Regions from separate parts of the Homo sapiens genome. Here region 2 is linked to region 1. Evidence: chromatin loops called from intact Hi-C (ENCODE). Cell type or tissue: endothelial cell of umbilical vein. All regions are shown on one strand. Links, peaks and the distances in the headings refer to the core of each region. The heading gives the core; the rest is flanking DNA.

The links. A loop is a pair of places that touch in the nucleus more often than their neighbours do. Peaks named below come from ENCODE experiments on the same cell type or tissue, not always from the same donor. Only the 100,000 strongest peaks of a DNase experiment are listed, where the experiment ranks them.
Region 2: a loop joins it to region 1, with 10 times the contacts of the local background. A loop is called at or near these places in 20 of 110 quality-filtered maps.

The regions. Positions count from the first base shown.
Region 1 is chr7:130,238,292-130,247,594 of GRCh38, reverse strand. No RefSeq gene overlaps it. Among named protein-coding and RNA genes, the nearest start is that of CPA2, 24 kb to the left of the region's middle. In endothelial cell of umbilical vein, for the core only: a CTCF peak has its summit at 4,862 (motif pointing left); a DNase peak (open chromatin) is centred at 4,854.
Region 2 is chr7:130,555,742-130,565,044 of GRCh38, reverse strand. It overlaps COPG2 (coat protein complex I subunit gamma 2), which reads left to right. Exons shown (of 24, transcript NM_012133.6): 10 at 652-785; 11 at 1,709-1,776; 12 at 3,824-4,012. Among named protein-coding and RNA genes, the nearest start is that of COPG2IT1, 17 kb to the right of the region's middle. In endothelial cell of umbilical vein, for the core only: no CTCF peak of the experiment used is centred there; a DNase peak (open chromatin) is centred at 3,874.

The DNA.
Region 1 (9,303 bases), core at 522-8,521:
TGGGCAACATAGCAACAAGATCTTACCTCTTTAGGAAAAAAAAAAAAAAAAAGTATATAAGAATGCTAAGAAATCTGGCCAGGCAGGGTGGCTCACACCTGTAATCTCAGCATTTTGGGAGGCTGAGGCAGGAGGGTCATGTGAGCCCAGGAGTTTGAGACAAGCCCTGGCAACATAGCAAGACCCTAACTCTACAAAAATTACAAAAATTAGCCAGGCGTGGTGGCAAGCACCTGTGGTCCCAGCTACTTGGGAGGCTGAGGTAAGAGGATCCCTTGAGTCTAGGAGGTCGAGGCTCCAGTGAGCCATGGGCGTACCACTGCACTCCAGCCTGGGTGACAGAGAGAGACATTGTCTCCAAAAAAAAAAAGAAAGGAAGGAAAGAAAAGGAAAGGAAAGGAAAGCAAAGGAAAGAAAGGAAAGAGAAAGAAGGAAGGAAGGAAGGAAGGGAGGAAGGAAGGAAGGAAGGATACTAAGAAATTCAAAGATGTGAAAAGATATTCACAGAATATTAAATTGTTTGGGGTTTTGTTGTTTTTAACTTTTAAGTTCAGGGGTTGATGTGCAGGTTTGTTAAATAGGTAGACTCGTGTCATGGGGGTTTGTTGTACAGATTATTTTGTCACCTAGGTATTAAGCCTAGTACTCATTAGTTATTTTTCCTGATCCTCTCCCTTTTCGCACCCTCCAACCTCCAGTAGGCCCCAGTGTTCTCTTCTATGTGCCATATGTTCTCATCATTTAGTTTCCACTTATTAAATATAAGTGAGAACATGAGGTATTTGGTTTTCTGTTCCTGCAGTAGTTTGCTAAGGATTATGGCCTCTAGCTCAATCCAAGTTCCTGCAAAGGACATGATCTCATTCTTTTTTCTGGCTGCATAGTATTCCATGGTGTATATGCACCACATTTTCTTTATCCAGTCTGCCACTGATGGGCATTTAGGTTGATTTTGTGTCTTTGCTATTGTGAATAGTGCTGCAATGAGCATGCAAATGCATGTCTTTATGATAAATGATTTCTATTCCTTTGGGTATATACCCAATAATGGGATTGCTGGGTTGAATGGTAGTTCTGTTTTTAGCTCTTTGAAGAATCGCCACAGTGCTTTCTACAATGGTCGAACTAATTTACACTCCCACCAACAATGTATAAGTGTTCCTTTTTCTCCACAACTTTGCCAGCATCTGTTATTTTTTGACTTTTTAGTAATAGCCATTCTGACTGGTGTGAGATGGTATCTCATTGTAGCTTTGATTTGCATTTCTCTAATGGTCAGTGATGCTGAGCTTTTTTTCATATGCTTGTTGCCTACATGTAGGTCCTCTTTTGAGAAGTGTCTGTTCATGTCCTTTGCCCACTTTTTAATGGGTTTTTTTTTCTTGTAAATTTGTATAAGTTCTTTATAGATGCCGGATATTAGACCTTTGTCAGATGCATAGTTTGCAAAATTTTTCTCCTATTCTGTAGGTTGTCTGTTTATTGATAGTTTCTTTTGCTGTGCAGGAGCTCTTTAATTTAATTAGATCCCATTGTCAATTTATTTCTTTTCTTTGTTAATCAATAAGGCTTCCAGTCAATGTCATTTTTTGTTTTTGTTGCAATTGCTTTTGGCATCTTCATCACGAAACCTTTGCCCGTTTCAACATCCAGAATGGTATTGACTAGGTTGTCTTCCAGAGTTCTTACAGTCTGGGATTTTACACTGAAGTCTTTAACCCGTCTTGAGTTGATTTTTGTATATGGTGTAAGGAAAGGGTCCAGTTTCAATCTTCTGCATATGGTTAGTCAGTTCTCCCAGCACCATTTATTAAATAGAGGGTCCTTTCCCCATTGCTTGTTTTTGTCAGCTTTGTCGAAGATTAGATGGCTGTAGGTATGTGGCCTTATTTCTGGGCTCTCTATTCTGTTCCATGGGTCTATGTATCTGTCTTTGTAAGTACCATGCTGTTTTGGTTACTGTAGACCTGTAGTATAAAGTCAGGTAGCATGATGCCTCCAGCTTTGTTCTCTTTGCTTAGGGTTGCCTTAGCTATTCAGGCTCTTTTTTGGTTCAATATGAATTTTAAAACAGTTTTTTGCTAATTCTGTGAAGAATGTCATCAGTAGTTTGACAGGAATAGCATTAAATCTATAAATTGCTTTGGGCAGTATGGCCATCTTAACAATGTTAATTCTTGCTATCCATGAACTTGGAATGTTTTTCCATTTGTTTGTGTCATCTCTGATTTCTTTGAGCTGTATTTTGTAGTTCTCATTGTAGAGATCTTTCACCTCCCTGGTTAGGTGTATTTCTAGGTATTTTATTCTTTCTGTGGCAATTGTGAATGGGATTGCATTCCTGATTGGCTCTCAGATTGACTGTTGTTGGTGTATAGGAATGCTACTGATTTTTTGTACATTGATTTTGTATCCCAAGACTTTGCTGAAGTTGTTTATCAGCTTAAGGAGCTTTTGAGCTGAGACCATGGGGTTTTCTAGACATAGGATCATGTCACCTGCAAACAGGGATATTTTGACTTACTCTCTTTCTATGTGGATGCCCATTATTTCTTTCTCTTGCCTGATTGCTCTGGCCAGGACTTCCAATACTATATTGAATAGGAGTGATGAGAGAGGTCATAGAGAAAAATCTACCAAGCAAACAGAAAACAGAAAAAAGCAGAGGTTGCAATCCTAACTTCAGACAAAACAGACTTTAAACCAGCAAAGATCAAAAAGACAAAGATGGGCATTACATATTGGTAAAGGGTTAAATTCAACAAGAAGACCTAACTCTCTTAAATATATATGCGCCCAACATAGGAGCACCCAGATTCATAAAGTAAGTTCTTAGAGACCTTCAAAGAGACTTAGACTCCCACACAATAATAGCGGGGAATTTTAACACTCCACTGACAGTATTGGATCACCCAGGCAAAAAATTAACAGAGATATTCAGAACCTAAACTCAGCACAGGATCAAACAGACCTGATAGACATCTACGGAACTCTCTACCCCAAAAACAACAGAATATACATTCTTCTCATTGCCACATGGCACATACTCTAAATTCAATTACATAATCAGATGTAAAAGACTCCTCAGCAAATACAAAGGAACTGAAATCATAACAACCACTCTCTCAGACCACAGTGCAATTAAAATAGAATTCAAGACTAAGAAAATAGCTTAAAATTACACAATTGCATGGAAATTGAATAATCTGCTCCTGAATGATTTTTGGGTAAATAATGAAATTAAGCAGAAATCTAGAAGTTCTTTGAAACTAATGAGACCAAAGATACAACACACCAGAATCTCTGGGACACAGCTAAGGCAATGTTAAGAGGAAAATGTATAGCACTAAATGCCCACATCAAAAAGTTAGAAAGATCTCAGTTTAACAACCTAACATCACAACTAAAAGAACTAGAGAACCAAGAGTAAATCAACCCCAAAGCTAGCAGAAGACAACAAATAACCAAAATCAAAGCTAAGCTGAAGGATATTGAGACTTGAAAAACCAAAAAAGATCCAAATAAAAGAAATTAGAAAAGGCAAAGGGGATATTACCACCGACGCCACAGAAATACAAACAACAATCAGAGAATATTATGAACACCTCTGTGTACACAAACTAGAAAATCTAGAAGAAATAGATAAATTCCTGGACACATACACCCTCCCAAGACCGAACCAGGAAGAAATTGGATCCCTGAACAGACCAATAACTAGCTCTGAAATTGAATCAGTGATAAATAGACTACCAACCAAAAAAAGCCCAGGACCAGATGGATTCACAGCCAGATTCTACCAGATGTACAAAGAAGAGCTGGTCCATTCCTACTGAAATTATTCCAAAAAATTGAGGAGGAGGGACTCCTCCCTAATTCATTCTATGAGGCCAGCATCATACTGAAACCAAAACTTGGCAGAGAAACAACAAAAAACGAAACTTCAGGCCAGATGAACATCAATGCAAAAATCCTCAACAAAATACTGGCAAACCAAATCCAGCAACACACCAAAAAGCTTATCCACTACAATCAAGCAGGCTTTATCCCTGGGATGCAAGGTTAGTTTAACATATGCAAATCAGAAAATGTGATTCATTACATAAACAGAACTTAAAGACAAAAATTATATGGTCATCTCAATAGATGCAGAAAAGGCTTTTGATAAAATTCAGCACCCCTTCATATTAAAAACTCTCAATAAGCTAGGTATTAAAGGCACATATCTCAAATAATAAGAGTCATCTATGATAAACCTACAGCCAACATTATATACTGAATGGGCAAAAGCTAGACGCATTCCCCTTGAAACCCAGAATTAGACAAAAAAAATTTTAAGGAGCTTATAAAACAAAACATGTATTCAAAATGATTATTATTTTGGAAGGAAATACACCAAAAAGTTAACTCAGGGATTTGGCTATACAAATTGCTAAAAATTCTGTGTGGTAAACAGCAATTTTAATTTTCTTTTTTTATTATTTAAAAAAAATAGAGATGGGGTCTCACTATGTTGCTCAGGCTTGTTTCAAACTCCCGGCCTCAAATGATTCTTCTGCCTTAGCCTCCCAAAGTGTTGGGATTACAGGCATGAGCCACCACACTTGGCCAATTTTCTTCATTTTGTTTATAATTTAAGTAGAAAGAAAGTAAAGGTCAAATCTCCTACTGAAGTGATAAGGGAAACCACAGATTCACAGCATATTTTCTTATACATTGATTCCATCCTGGCTTGGCTTTCTAGCCTGGCTTTCCTTTTGATCTATGAGTTTGTGATTTGGGTTCACCCTAACAGTCCATTTTCCCACTCATCCATCATCTTTTGGGTTCCCCGGAGCCAACCACCCTGGTGGCTCTCTGCTGCCCCCTCCTGCCCCCAGCAGACAACCACTGTGTCAGTCCCCTGGTCCCAAGGTACACCGGGTTCCCGCCTTGTACCAAAGACAATCTTGAGTCTAAAATTCCATCATACAAATTCTTTTTTATATTAAGTCAGTTGGGAAGAACAAATAGATTCCACAAATAATTTGCTGTCTGCAACACCAAAATCCCTCCACGTATATTAACTATTTGTCCTGCTCAGGAGGAGGTAAATAGGGCCATCCATGGCCATGTTGTGAAGGTGTGTCTTTTCACCCTTAATCAGTGTGCTGCTCATGATGATCTCAGTCCCAGATCTATGAATGAGTTCTTCATTTATGGCGTTCCTACTGTGTAACAGGCACTGTTAAGTCATAGAGCCCTGAAGATGAGTAAGAGATTGTATCTGCCTGGAGCTCAATGTCTAGACCACAGCTGTACAGTGGAATGTTCTATATCTACACTCCCCAATGCTGTAGCCACCAGCCACTTGTGGCTATGGAGTACCTGAAATGTGCAAGTGTGACTGGTCACACTAGTGACGTTTTAAATTAATTTTAACTTACATTTAAAAACTGAAGCAGAGTGAAATATTTTTCCTTTAAATGCATACATACCTTATTGTTTTGGTAGGACAACATTTTAACTGTTGAAAATTTAGCACTCAAATTGAAATATGCTGTAAGTAGAACACACACCAGATTTAAAAGACTTAGTGTGGAAATTAGAATGTAAAATATCTCATTAATAATTTTTATATCCATTACATGTTCACATGATAATATTTTGGATATATTGGGTTAATAAAATATAGTATTAAAATTAATTGCACCTGCTCTTTTTAAAATGTAGTTACTAGAAAATTTAAAGTTACATATGTAGCTTGCAATAAATTTCTATTGGAGAGCATTGGTCTAGAGGGAAAAAAATGATATCTGCACAGTCTACTTGTATCATAATAGGTTCCTGGAAATGCATAGGAAAGCCTAATGCATAAAAATTAAACAATAGGGCCGGGCGCAGTGGCTCACACCTGTAATCCCAGCACTTTGGGAGGCCGAGGCCAGTGGATCACCTTAGGTCAGGAGTTTAAGACCAGCATGGCCAACATGGCGAAACCCCATCCCTACTAAAAATACAAAAATCAGCCGGGTGCAGTGGCGCATGCCTGTAATCCCAGCTACTCGGGAGGCTGAGGCAAGAGAATCACTTGAACCCAGAAGGCGGAGGTTGCGGTGAGCCAAGATCAAGCCACCACACTCCAGCCTGGGCTACAGAGCGAGACTCCATCTCAAAAAAATAAATAAATAAAAATAAACAATAGACTTACCTGATATAACAGGGTGAGGTAGTTGCTTCTCAAGAGCTAGACAAAAATCATAAAATTCCCAGTTTCAACCAGCATTAAATAATAACCTTTTATCTCAACTGTAAAAGTAATTCACGTGGCATATTGACAATTACAATATTATAGACATTACTAAGAAAGTTAAAATATTCCTAGAGATAATTAACAGTTTGATCTATATAAAGGCATATTGTTGTTATTGGTTACTTTTTTTTTCTTTCTTTTTTTTTTTTTTTTTTGAGACAGAGTCTTGCTCTGTCGCCAGGCTGGAGGGCAGTGGCACGATCTCAGCTCACTGCAACCTCCACCTCCCTGGTTCAAGTGATTCTCCTGACTCAGCCTCCTGAGTAGCTGGGATTACAGGCGCCCACCATCACACCCAGCTAATTTTTGTATTTTTAGTAAAGATGGGGTTTTACCATGTTGGTTATTTTTCTCTGTGTGGGATTACACTGTATTTTGGGGAGAGCTCAATTGTATTCCACTATGTGAGTATACTGTATTTAACCAATCCCTTATTTACTGCACTCAATTTTTCACTATTTCAAAGTATCTTAAAAAGAATATTCATGTATATGCTGTTAAATAAAATTTGTGGGAGGTCCTTGTTTTGGACTGAGCTCCTGCCCTAGGCCCCAACAGACCAGACCAAACCAGAATGGCGTCACTCATGCTAGGTGCCACATAATCAAACTAAATTTAGAAACCAGCTGGTTTTCCAAAGAACAAGAGATTCACAGCATTTAATCCAAAGGGGCCAGTCAACCTGAGTTGGCATGATATGAAAATCCCCTCTGCTTTAACCCTATAAGGAAAGTAACTTTGAAATGATCAATGCACTTTTTCCTCCTTGTTTTTGCTCTTTTCAGCCTTTTTCTGCCTACATAACCAACCCTCTCTGCTTGGCTCTCACCAAAGCACCTTTCTGTTTCATAGATGAGATGCTGCCCAATTCATAAATCACTAATAAAAGCCGATCAGATTTTTAAAGCTCTATTTGGTGAAATATTGTTCCTTGACAGTACCTTTGTGTGCTTTTATTTTTTTCTGCTTCTAAAATAATATTTTCATAGTAAAACCATTCAAACATCACTGAAAAATATAACCCCCCAAAAAATGATTATTGTCCCCCTCTCCTGTCTCAATCTGTACCTCTGATGATAGCAGTTGGGGCTGGGCACGGTGGCTCACACCTGCAATCCCAGCACTTTGGGAGGCCTAGGTTAGTGGATCACCTGAGGTCAGGAGTTCGAGACCAGCCTAACCAATATGGTGAAACCCTGTCTCTACTAAAAATACAAAAATTAGCCTGGCGTGGTGGCGTGCGCCTGTAGTCCCAGCTACTCAAGAGACTGAGACAGAATTTCTTGAACACAGGAGGTGGAGGTTGCAGTGAGCCCAGATCGTGCCACTGCACTCCAGCCTGGGCGACAGAGTGAGACTTCATCTCTAAATAGATAGATAGATGATAGATAGATAGAGAGATAGATAGATAGATAGATAGGTAGATAGATAGATAAATAGCAGTTGGAAGTATATTTCACCAGAATTTTTTTCTGTGTATATATTAACCAGCTTATCCTTTTAAAATAGACTATACATATGGTCCAATTTACTTTTTAACTTAAAAATATTTGGACACCTTTCCATGTCAATACATATACTTAGGCTACCAATAAATTATCATCAATAAGAAACCAGTTAAATTATGTTATAGCTGTACAATGGTACTATGCAGCCATTAAAAAGAAACGCGATAGATCTTTTTTACTTTTGTTTTTAGAGACAGGGCTTCACTCTGTTATCCAGGCTGGAATGCAGTGATGTTGATCATAACTCACTGCAGCCTCCAACTCCTGGGCTCAAGTGATCCTCCTGCCTCAGCCTCCCAAATACTTGGGACTACAGGCGTGCATCATCACACCCAGCTAATTTTTGTATTTTTTGTAGAGATGGGGTATTGCCATGTTACCCAGGCTAGTCTCAAACTCCTGGACTCAACCAATCCTCCTGCCTTGGCCTCCCAAAAAAGTGCTGGAATTACAGGCATCAACCACAATGCCCAGCTGAGATAGATCTTTATGAACTAACATTGAATGATGTATAAAATATATTTGTAAGGAAAAAAAGGCAAGCTGTTGAATAGTGTATGTTACAGTTTAACTTTTGTAGAAGAAAAAATATTTATCCAGTTATCCTTGGATCTCAAATCTATTTCTAAATTGAGACACCAAGAGATAAAGTTTGAGAACTGAATTCAGATAGTGAAGGATATTAGTTTTTGCAATGTATTCAGCTTATACGTTTTAAATAGCACATAGTGAGCATTTGGATGAGGATAAATTGTATCTCAAAATATTTATCTGAATCTAGTTATAAGATTTGGAAAGCTTAAATTCATATTACTGCATGTATTTATGTACAAAAATGGTCCGGAAATAATATGCATTAAACTGTTAGTAGTAATTATATTTGGGGGTGGAATTTTCTTTCTAATTTAACATAACCATTTTATTTGAATTTCTTACAATGCACATGGGTGCTTCTAATCAGAAAACAACATAACACAAATGTCAGTTTTGAAAAACAGACTCAGAATCTGGAAACCTAAGCACAGACAATACTATAGTGAATGTCCTTAGCTGTGTATCTAATTTTTTGTGTATGCTACTAAAAGGATATTTCTGTTGGACAAATTCTTTTTTTTTTTTTTTTGAGATGGAGTCTCACTCTGTTGGTGCAGGCTGGAGTGCAGTGGTGCGATCTTGGCTTACTGCAACCTCCACCTCCTTGACTCAAGCAATTCTCCTGCCTCAGCCTCCTAAATAGCTGAGATTACAGGCACCCACCACCACACCTGGCTAATTTTTGTATTTTTGCTTTTGTTAGAGATGAGGATTCATTACATTGGCCAGACTGGTCTCAAACTCCTGACCTCAAGTGATCTGCCCACCTCGGCCTCCCAAAATGCTGGGATTACAGGCATGAGCCACCACGCCGGCATGGTGGACAAATTCTGAATAGTGGAATTGCTGGGTCACAGAGTGTGTGAACATTTTTAGTATTCCTAGACTGCCTTCCAAAGAAATTATAACAAT
Region 2 (9,303 bases), core at 728-8,727, 320 kb before region 1:
CATTTCTCAAATTTTCCTTTTAAGTTTTTTGGCCAGCCTCTTGTTTGCCCCTGCTAAAATTGCTGCTTCTGGCAGCTGCAAGATTAACCAAATACTACTGATTTTTTTGGACAAACTCCCTGGGCATAGGGCTTTTCATGCTGAATGAGCTCTTGAGTCAGGTGAAGTAAAGATTAGCCTGTGAATAGGGCTTTTCTAGGAGCACCAGACAGGTCACATAGTGACAGTTCTCTGGGGATGAGATTTTGGCCCAGAGCTGCTTTTGTAGCTAGGCTGCTGGCATTCACAGTTACTGTGGTTCTGAGGCTGCTGGTTTCCAAGACTGCTATGGAACTGGGAAGAGGTGCATGGAAATTGAGAATGAGTAGGTTAAAACACCAGAAACTTCACCATTTTTACTAAGATTCAGCTACTTTTCTTAAATAGATGTTCAGGATTGTTGCAAATCTTTGATTAATTTTTTAGAGTTCTGCAAAAGTTGATTTTGACAATTTTGCCAGTGTTCTAATTGCTTTGTGATGAAATGAATTTTTAGAAATCCCTCATCCACCATTCCAGAAGTGCCTCTCAATCTGCCTGTGCTTTTAATCCCTATGCATATTGCCTCTCTATTTGATATCTAAATAATGGCCTATAAATATTTATTGGCAGCCATGAAAGTCCACTGTTTGATTTCATTGAGAGCTGCTTGCGAAATAAACATGAAATGGTTATTTATGAAGCTGCTTCAGCTATCATCCATCTTCCTAACTGCACTGCAAGAGAGTTGGCACCTGCTGTTTCAGGTTTGTTTTATATTTGATGGCTGGCTTTTATGTTCCTAAGTTTTTGCTTTAAGTTTCATAGGTCTACAGAATAGGTATTAAGAATGTTTTCTGAACACTAGCTCTGTGTATATATAGCCTTTGCATTCTGATAGCTTATATGTAGATAGTTTATTTTAGTTGTTCCTTACTTTATTACTTTTTTTAATGTTTCTATTTCTCCATATAAAACTTTTGAAAGAATTTTATTTATATGTACATAGTTTATTAATAATAGTTCTTTATTGCTTTTTTTTAAAGTTTCTGTTTCCTCGTATGAAACTTTTGAAAACATTTTACAGTTTTCCTTGGTGTTTAAAAAGCCCATTTGTTTTCAGAACTGTCAATATTTCTACCATTTAGTTCAGGTATTAATGGGTATTCTAATTTTTTTTTAAAAAGAGCAAACTTTGTTTCTTATTTAAGTTTTTATAACTGACCAAAAGTGCTTTTTCTTTTTTTTTTTTCTTTTTTTTTTTTTTTTTTGAGACGGAGTCTCACTCTGTCACTGAGGCAGGAGTGCAGTGGCACGATAGCTCGGCTCACTGCAAGCTCTGCCTCCTGGGTTCACGCCATGCTTCTGCCTCAGCCTCCCGAGTAGCTGGGACTACAGGCGCCCCAAAAGTGCTTTTTCTATTTTGATGTTACATTTTTCATGTAAATTTTTGATGCTGTGATAAAATGTATGCATATTTTGAATGTGATTCATTATGTACTATATTTTCAGCTATATGGTATATGATGAGATAAGGAATATTCACAGCATATATAGGTAATAGTCACTGTATCTATATCTGTATTTTACTTCTTCAACTTTTCTATAGTTCTCTTAAGCCAGGAGTATTCACGGTATGTATATGTAATATTACTTAATGTTACATATTATTATTATTATTTTTTTTTAGTTCTTCAACTTTTCTGTAGTTCTCCTAAGCCAGCCTTGAGATATGCAGCTGTGAGGACCTTGAACAAGGTAGGTGTTTCTTTGCTAATTATTGACTTATATCAGTATTTAATTGAGAAACATTAAATGTGAAGCATTTGGTTTTCTCTCCAAGGTTAGTATATGTGATTTATGGGCTTCACCTCTACAACACTTCACTTGTATTTGTGGCCTTGAGTATGCTCATTTTTATTATTATTTAGCTGAAGATTATAACTCATTTCTGACTTCTAAGCATTTTATATTCAAGAGCCACACTGTCCAATATGGTGGCCATTAGCCACCAGTGGCTATTTCAATTTAAATTAATTAAAATAAAAAATTCAACCCTCAGTCACATGAGTCACACTTCTTGTACTCACAGCCACATGTGGTCAGTGGCTGTTGGACAGTGCAGATCTTGAACATTTCTGTCATTGAAGAAAGTTCTCTTGCACAGTGCTGGTCTACAGCAGCCCTGTCCAGTAGAAACCCACTGTGAATCACATATGTAATATTAAATTTCATAATAACCACATTAAAATTTTTAAGGTAAAATTAATTTTAATAGTATATTTTATCATAATACATATAATATGTCATCTCAACATGTAATAGATATTTTTACATATCTCAAGTTTTTGACATCCAGTATATTTACATTTACAGCATACTCAGTTTGGATTAGCCACCTTTCAAATGCCTGGTAGTCACATGTTGCTGTTGGCTATGTTATTAGACAGTATAGATTTAGAGGATATAATACAGAAACACAGAATAAATTAAATAAGCATAGAAAATGTAAATGAAAGTTAAATGTAATAGAAGACTTGTCATAGGCAATACATAATTATAAATTAATTGTGTAAACAGTCGAAGAAAAGAGAAGTTTAGAGCAGCCATGGAAGAAACCTTTATAGAACAACAATTTAAATGGTTTTTTATTTATTTATTTTTTTTGGAGACAGAGTCTCACTTTGTCTCCCAGGCTAGAGTGCAGTGGCACGATCTTGGCACACTGCAACCTCCGCCTCCCAGGTTCAAGCGATTCTCATGCCTCAGCCTCCCAAATAGCAGGGATCACAGGCACCTGCCACCACGTCCGGCTAATTTTTGTATTTTTAGTAGAGACAGGGTTTCGCCATGTTGGCCAGGCTGCTCTCAAACTCGTGACCTCAGGTGATCTGCCCACCTCGGCCTCCCAGAGTGCTGGGATTGCAGGTATGAGCCACCAAGCCTGGCCTAAATTGTTTTTAAAGAGTTGATACAGGTCTACAATCCCTCATCTCTAATCTTGGGGCCAGATGTGTCTCAGAATTTGCTTTTAGTTAAATTTTAGAAAGGTTATATGGTGTTATCTCTTATTTACTAACCCCAGTGGGCCTGGGGCAGCATCCCACCATTAAAAAACATTAATATTTTTGCACAAAACATATGACTATCCTTGTCAAGTGGTATAAATTAAGAATTAAAGAGTTTCGCATTAGTTTGGGTCATGTTTTGCTGTTAAATGGATTTTCATCCCAGTGCTCTGCTTTCCAGAGTGTTTTCAGATTTTCCAAATTGTGGGTAAGGGATTCCATACCAATATTGGGATAGACAAAGAGGTGGGACAACATCAACAAAAACAAGGATGCAGGAGAATGGCAGACCATGTAGTAACCATAGATAATGCAGTTTGGCTGGAGTTTGCGTCTTGAAATGCAGCAGTATTTTTTAACTGATAAGATATTAACAGTCTTTGTCGAGCACTGACTACTATGCTAGATCCTGTTGTCAGTACTCCTAACATCTAATAGAATAGACGTATATGAACACACGTACTATAAGGAAATACAGGCCAATTATAATTTTTTAAAAATGGTAATGTTAGAAAGGTTAGAGGAACCTAACAAAAGAGAGTACGATGCTATACTCTGGCCGTTGATCATTTATTAAAAGATATACCTTGTTAACTGGAGCCATTCTTTTTGTTTTTGAAGCAATTACTTTTAACTTATCCTGTCCTCTTTGGATTGCCACTTACCTCAATTAAAATTTAAGTTCTGGCCTTTATCAAAAGCAATTTGCTTAATTTTTTTTCTTGCCCTTCCACAAGGTGGCAATGAAGCACCCCTCTGCTGTTACTGCCTGCAATCTGGACTTAGAAAACTTAATCACAGACTCAAACAGAAGCATTGCTACCTTAGCCATTACTACACTCCTCAAAACAGGAAGTGAGAGCAGTGTGGACCGGCTCATGAAGCAGATATCTTCTTTTGTGTCTGAAATCTCAGATGAGTTCAAGGTAAGAGTTTAAACATGATCATATTTTCTCCCAGTCTGTTGGCTGCCTATTTATTTTCTTAACGGTATCATTTGAGAAGCAGAAGTTTTAAATTTTTATGAAGTCTAATTTATCAATTTTTTTCTTTCATAGTTATTACTGTTCCCTAAGAAACCTTTATCTACTTGTTTTCTCATGCTTTAGGCTAAATGCTTTATGGTTTTAGATTTTACATTTTAGGCAATGATCCAACTTGAATTACTGTTTGTTTGGTAAGTTCAGTATTTTTTCCATACCTATATCTACTGTATTCCACCATAATTTGTTGGAAAGACTTCCTTTTCCCTGTTGGAGTGCTTTGGCACCTTTGTCTACAAAGCAAATACCCATATATTTTAGGTATATTTTTGGGCTTTGTATTATGTTACTGAACTGTTTGTCAATCCAGTACCAGTACCACACTAATATTGATTAATGTAGCATTATGGTACCTCTTAAGTAGTGCGGTCTTCCAACTTTTTCTTTTTTAATATTCTGGTTCCTTTGCATTTCCTATGAAATTTAGGACCAATTTATCAATTTCTACTAAACAAGCCTGCTAGGATTATGACTGGGATTGTGTTGAATCTATAAATCAATTTGGGGAGAACTGACATCTTAACATTATTTTTCTATTTCATGAATATGGTATATCTCTCCCTTTAGATCTTCTTTAATTTCTCTGAGCAGTGTTTTGTAGTGTTTACTCTAGAGGTCTTGCAAATCTGTTGTTAAATTTATATCTAAATATTTTATGCTTTTGATATTTTATTAAAATTTTTATTTTATTGTTTACTATTAATGAAAAACTTTTAAAAAATACTTCTCCATATTAACTTGGTATCCTGTAACCTTGCTGAGTACTTTTACTGGTTCTAGTCATCATTATACGTATTCCTTGAGATTATCTATATAAATAATTGTGCCATTTGTGAATAGAGGCAGTTTTACTTCTTTATATCCAATCCAAATGCCTTTCCTTTGTTTTTCTTGCCTAATTAAAAAAGTACTTCCAGAACAGGGTTGAATAGAACTGGTGAGAGTATGTCAGAGATGATTTTAAAAAAATAAATAAATAAATTTCAGTTAAAAGAATAAAAGTAGAAACATTTTATTGCTTCATTCTTTTTTTATACTCAGTCAAGTAATATAACTAACCCTATTTACTCTCTACTTAGTATGCATCCAGACTTTTAAAAAACAAACTTTACCCATGTATTCAAGCAGACAGTTTTGTGCATCTGGTGTAGCAGTTGCTGTTCTAGTTTTTTCAAATTGCATTTGTAGGAGTGAGTTTTTTGCTAAAGACGTGTATTTGTTATTAAGATACCTTGGCTTTGATTTTGAGTGCCTGTGGTAGTGGGATCTTCGTATGACCTCTTGAGCAGTACACAGGGTCAGTGGTCTCTATGATTCCTCAGTGACTTAGGGTACAGGCATTAGTTGAGGTTGTGGTGAAGTTTAGCTGGGGATCTGGACACATAGTCAGTCAGTCTTTGGGCTCCAGTAGTGGCAGCAGTACACCAAATGTGCCTATTTTTAGGCCCAGCTTACACTGGCTCCAGTGTTTGTGGGTACTAGAGGGCTATCCTTGGGCCTCAAGGTGGCTTGCTAGAAAGAGATACTGAGAGCAGTGAGCTCAGTGTGTGAGTGGGTTCTCCGGCCCCTGGCAGCTGGGGTGGTGTGGGTGATGGGCAGTAGTGATGTTGGAGCAACCTACAGGGACACAAGCAGTCTTATGTTGGTGTTGGCAGAAGCTGCAATGGGTTGGGTAGGCTGCATTTTCCGCATTTTCTTTAGGATTTTTAGTCTTTTGTTTCCTTAATTTTTTTGTATATTCAGGATATTAGCTCTTTATCTGTGAAAGATGTTATGAATATCTTCTCCCGGTTTGTCATTTGTCTTTTGACTTTTCTTATGATGTCTTTGGACATGCAAAAGTGTTATTTTTTTTAGGTAGTCATATTTGCCAACCTTTTATTTTATTTGACTTTGAATTCATAATTAAAAATTATATTCCCTTCAAATTTTAGAGTAATTCACTCATGTTCTCTTCTAATACATTTATAGTTTCATATTTTACATTTAGATCTCTGGTCCATTGAATTTTTTTATTATATATGCTATAAACAGATTCAATCTTATCCTTTTCCATTGACTACACAGTTAGTTGCCCCCCAAAATTCTATTTAAAGCCAGGTGTGGTAGCTCACACCTTTAATCCCAGCACTTTGGGAGGCCAAGGCAGGGGCATCGCTTGAGTCCAGGAGTTCAAGACCAGCCTGGGCAACATAGTGAGACCCTGTCTCTACAAAAAAATACAAAAATTAGTCAGACATGGTGGTGCACACCTATAATCCCAGTTACTTGGGAGGCTGAGGTGGGAGGATCACTTGAGCCTGGGAGGTTGGGGCTGCAGTGAGCTGTGATCATATTGCACTCTGTCCTGGGCAACAGAGCAAGATCTTCTGTATTAGTATGTTGTCACACTACTATAAAGAAACACCTGAGACTGTGTAATTTATAAAGAAAAGAGGTTTAATTGGCTCACAGTTCTGCAGGCTGAACAGGAAGCATGGCAGCATCTGCTTCTGGGGCAGCCTCAGGGAGCTTTTACTCACAGTGGAAGGCAAAACAGGAGCAGACGTCTTACATGGCAGGAGCATGACCAAGGGGGGTGTGGAGGAGTGTTACACACTTTTAAATGACCAGATCTCACAAGAACTTACTATCACAAGAACAGCACCAGCAGGGAAATCCGCCCCCATGATCCAGTCACCTCCCACCAGGCCCCACCTCCAACACTGGCGATTACAATTCAACATGAGATTTGGTTGGGGGCACAGATCCAAACCACATTACCTTATCTAAAAAAAAATTATTTTAATTTTTTCTGTAGACGGGAAAGCTGAAAGAAAATTTTTAAGACCGTCTTTGCCCCAGTAATTTCAGACATCATCTTTATCATATGTACTTGAGTTTGTATGTTCATACAAACTCAAAAAAGTTGCGTATGTACTTGAGTCTGTTTCTGGAGTGTCTTTTCTACTTATATATTGGTCTGTTTATTCATATACTACTGCTATACTCTGTTCTAAATATAGAAGCTTTGTAGGATGCTTAGCCCTCCATCATAGTTCTTTATTTTCATTGTTTTCCTGGCTATTCTTGCATGATTTTTTTTTTTTTTTTTTTTTGAGATGGAGTTTCATTCTTGCTGCCCAGGCTGGAGTGCAACGGCGTGATCTCTGCTCACTCTGCAACCTCCCCCTCCCAGGTTCAAGCGATTCTCCTGCCTCAGCCTCCCAAGTAGCTGGGATTACAGGCACCCGCCACCCGCCACCATGCCCAGCTAATTTTTTATATCTTTAGTGGAGACGAGGTTTCACCACGTTGGCCAGGCTGTTCTCGAGCTCCTGACCTCAGGTGATCCACCCGCCTCGACCTCCCAAAGTGCTGGAATTACAGGCATGAGCCACCATGCCCAGCCACATGTTTATTTTTCTAATGAACTTTAGTATCAAGTTGTCTAGCTTCATAAAAAACCCTGTTGACATTTTCTGTTGGGATCACGTTAAATTCATAAGTTAGGGGAGAATACATATCCTGATGATGTTGGAACATCCTAAGAACAAGGATGTCTTTTAATTTGTTCAAATCTGCTTTTATGCCTTTCAAGAATGTTTTATAAAAAATATTTTTATATTAGTTTTGAATGGTTTTAAAATGCTTATTTCTAAATAACTTACCTTTTTCATTGCTATTATAAATGTTTTTTATTCCATTTTATCTTCTACCTGGTTATCATTTATGTATATGAATATTACTGGTTTTGCATGTTAATTTTATATCCTGCTACCTTGGTGAATTATCGAGTTAGTTTTATTATTCATTCTCTAGGGTTTTCATATATACCATCATGTCATCTAAAAATAAAGATATTTTTGTTTGTTTTGTCTTCTCCGATTCTTGTTTCTTTGTTTTCCCTTATCTAATTGCATTGGCTAATATCTCCAGAATAATGCTAAATAATTGTGGAGATAGTGGCATCCTTGCATCACTTCTGACCTCAATGGGAATGCCTTTCAGGGTTCCATATTAAGTAATATGCTGTCATTAGGATTGAAGTATATATGTTTATGTTATGGACATATCCATCTGTTCCTTTTTTTTTCAAGAATGTTTATTAGGAATGGATGTTGGATTTTATCAAAGCCTTTTCAGCATTTTGGATATAATCCTTTGACTCATGAATGTGATGTTATTTTATCAATTTTCTAATGCTGAACCATCTTTACATTCTTGATAAAACCCATTTCATCATGGTGCATTATTTCTTTAAGGTAGTGTTAGAATCTATTAACTAATATATTTCTTAGAATTTTTACATCGGTATTTATAAATGATTTTAGTCTGTAATTTTTCTTTCTGTACATATATACCATCTTTATTAGGCTTAAGTATCATTGCTTCATACAAACATTATGGAGATTTTCTTTCATTTTCTATGCTCTGAAACTGTATATATGGATTTGGGGTTATCCGATTGTTGGTAGACAATTCTAAATTCTCCATGAGTCTCTTCTCATTTCTGCACATCTTGCAAGTTAGGCGCTAACTGCCCTCTGTTTCCTGCTACCATAACTGTATTCCCTTTCTATAATACAAGACATCTTCTAGCCTTAGAAGATAGAGATCATGTCTCCCTCTAAAGGAAAGGGAAGATTTCCTTGCAGCCCCAGGAAATACTAATAGTATTTAGAGCAAAAAGCCCTCTGGAGCAAAAAGTAAACATGTTTATGGTCCAATATAATAATGTTTTCCTTCGGAAAAAAGGACAGGCATACTTACTCCCCACTGTAAAATGTTCAGGTTCCATCCTTAGGGTTCTTATTCAGTAATGCAGCCTACTGCAAGACCAGGTATTATCTGGCTCTCTTTGCATTGCACTTTGGGAATTGGGGCTCAGGAGACCCACCCCAAAATGCTCACACTCTGGCTACTGCTACTGCTGTGAGTAGTTAACTGTCTTTCATCGCTGAGCCAGGAGTCTCTTGTTTTCTACCAGCATCCATGAAATTGTGACAGGTTAACTTGTTAGCCACAAGCAGGGTAAAATCTCACGTTCTTCACACATCTTGACACTGGTCTTTATTTTTATTTTATTTTATTTTATTTATTTTTTGAGACAGAGTCTCTCTCTGTCACCCAGGCTGGAGTGCAGTGGTGCGATCTCAACTGACTGCAACCTCCGCCTCCCAGGTTCAACCAAT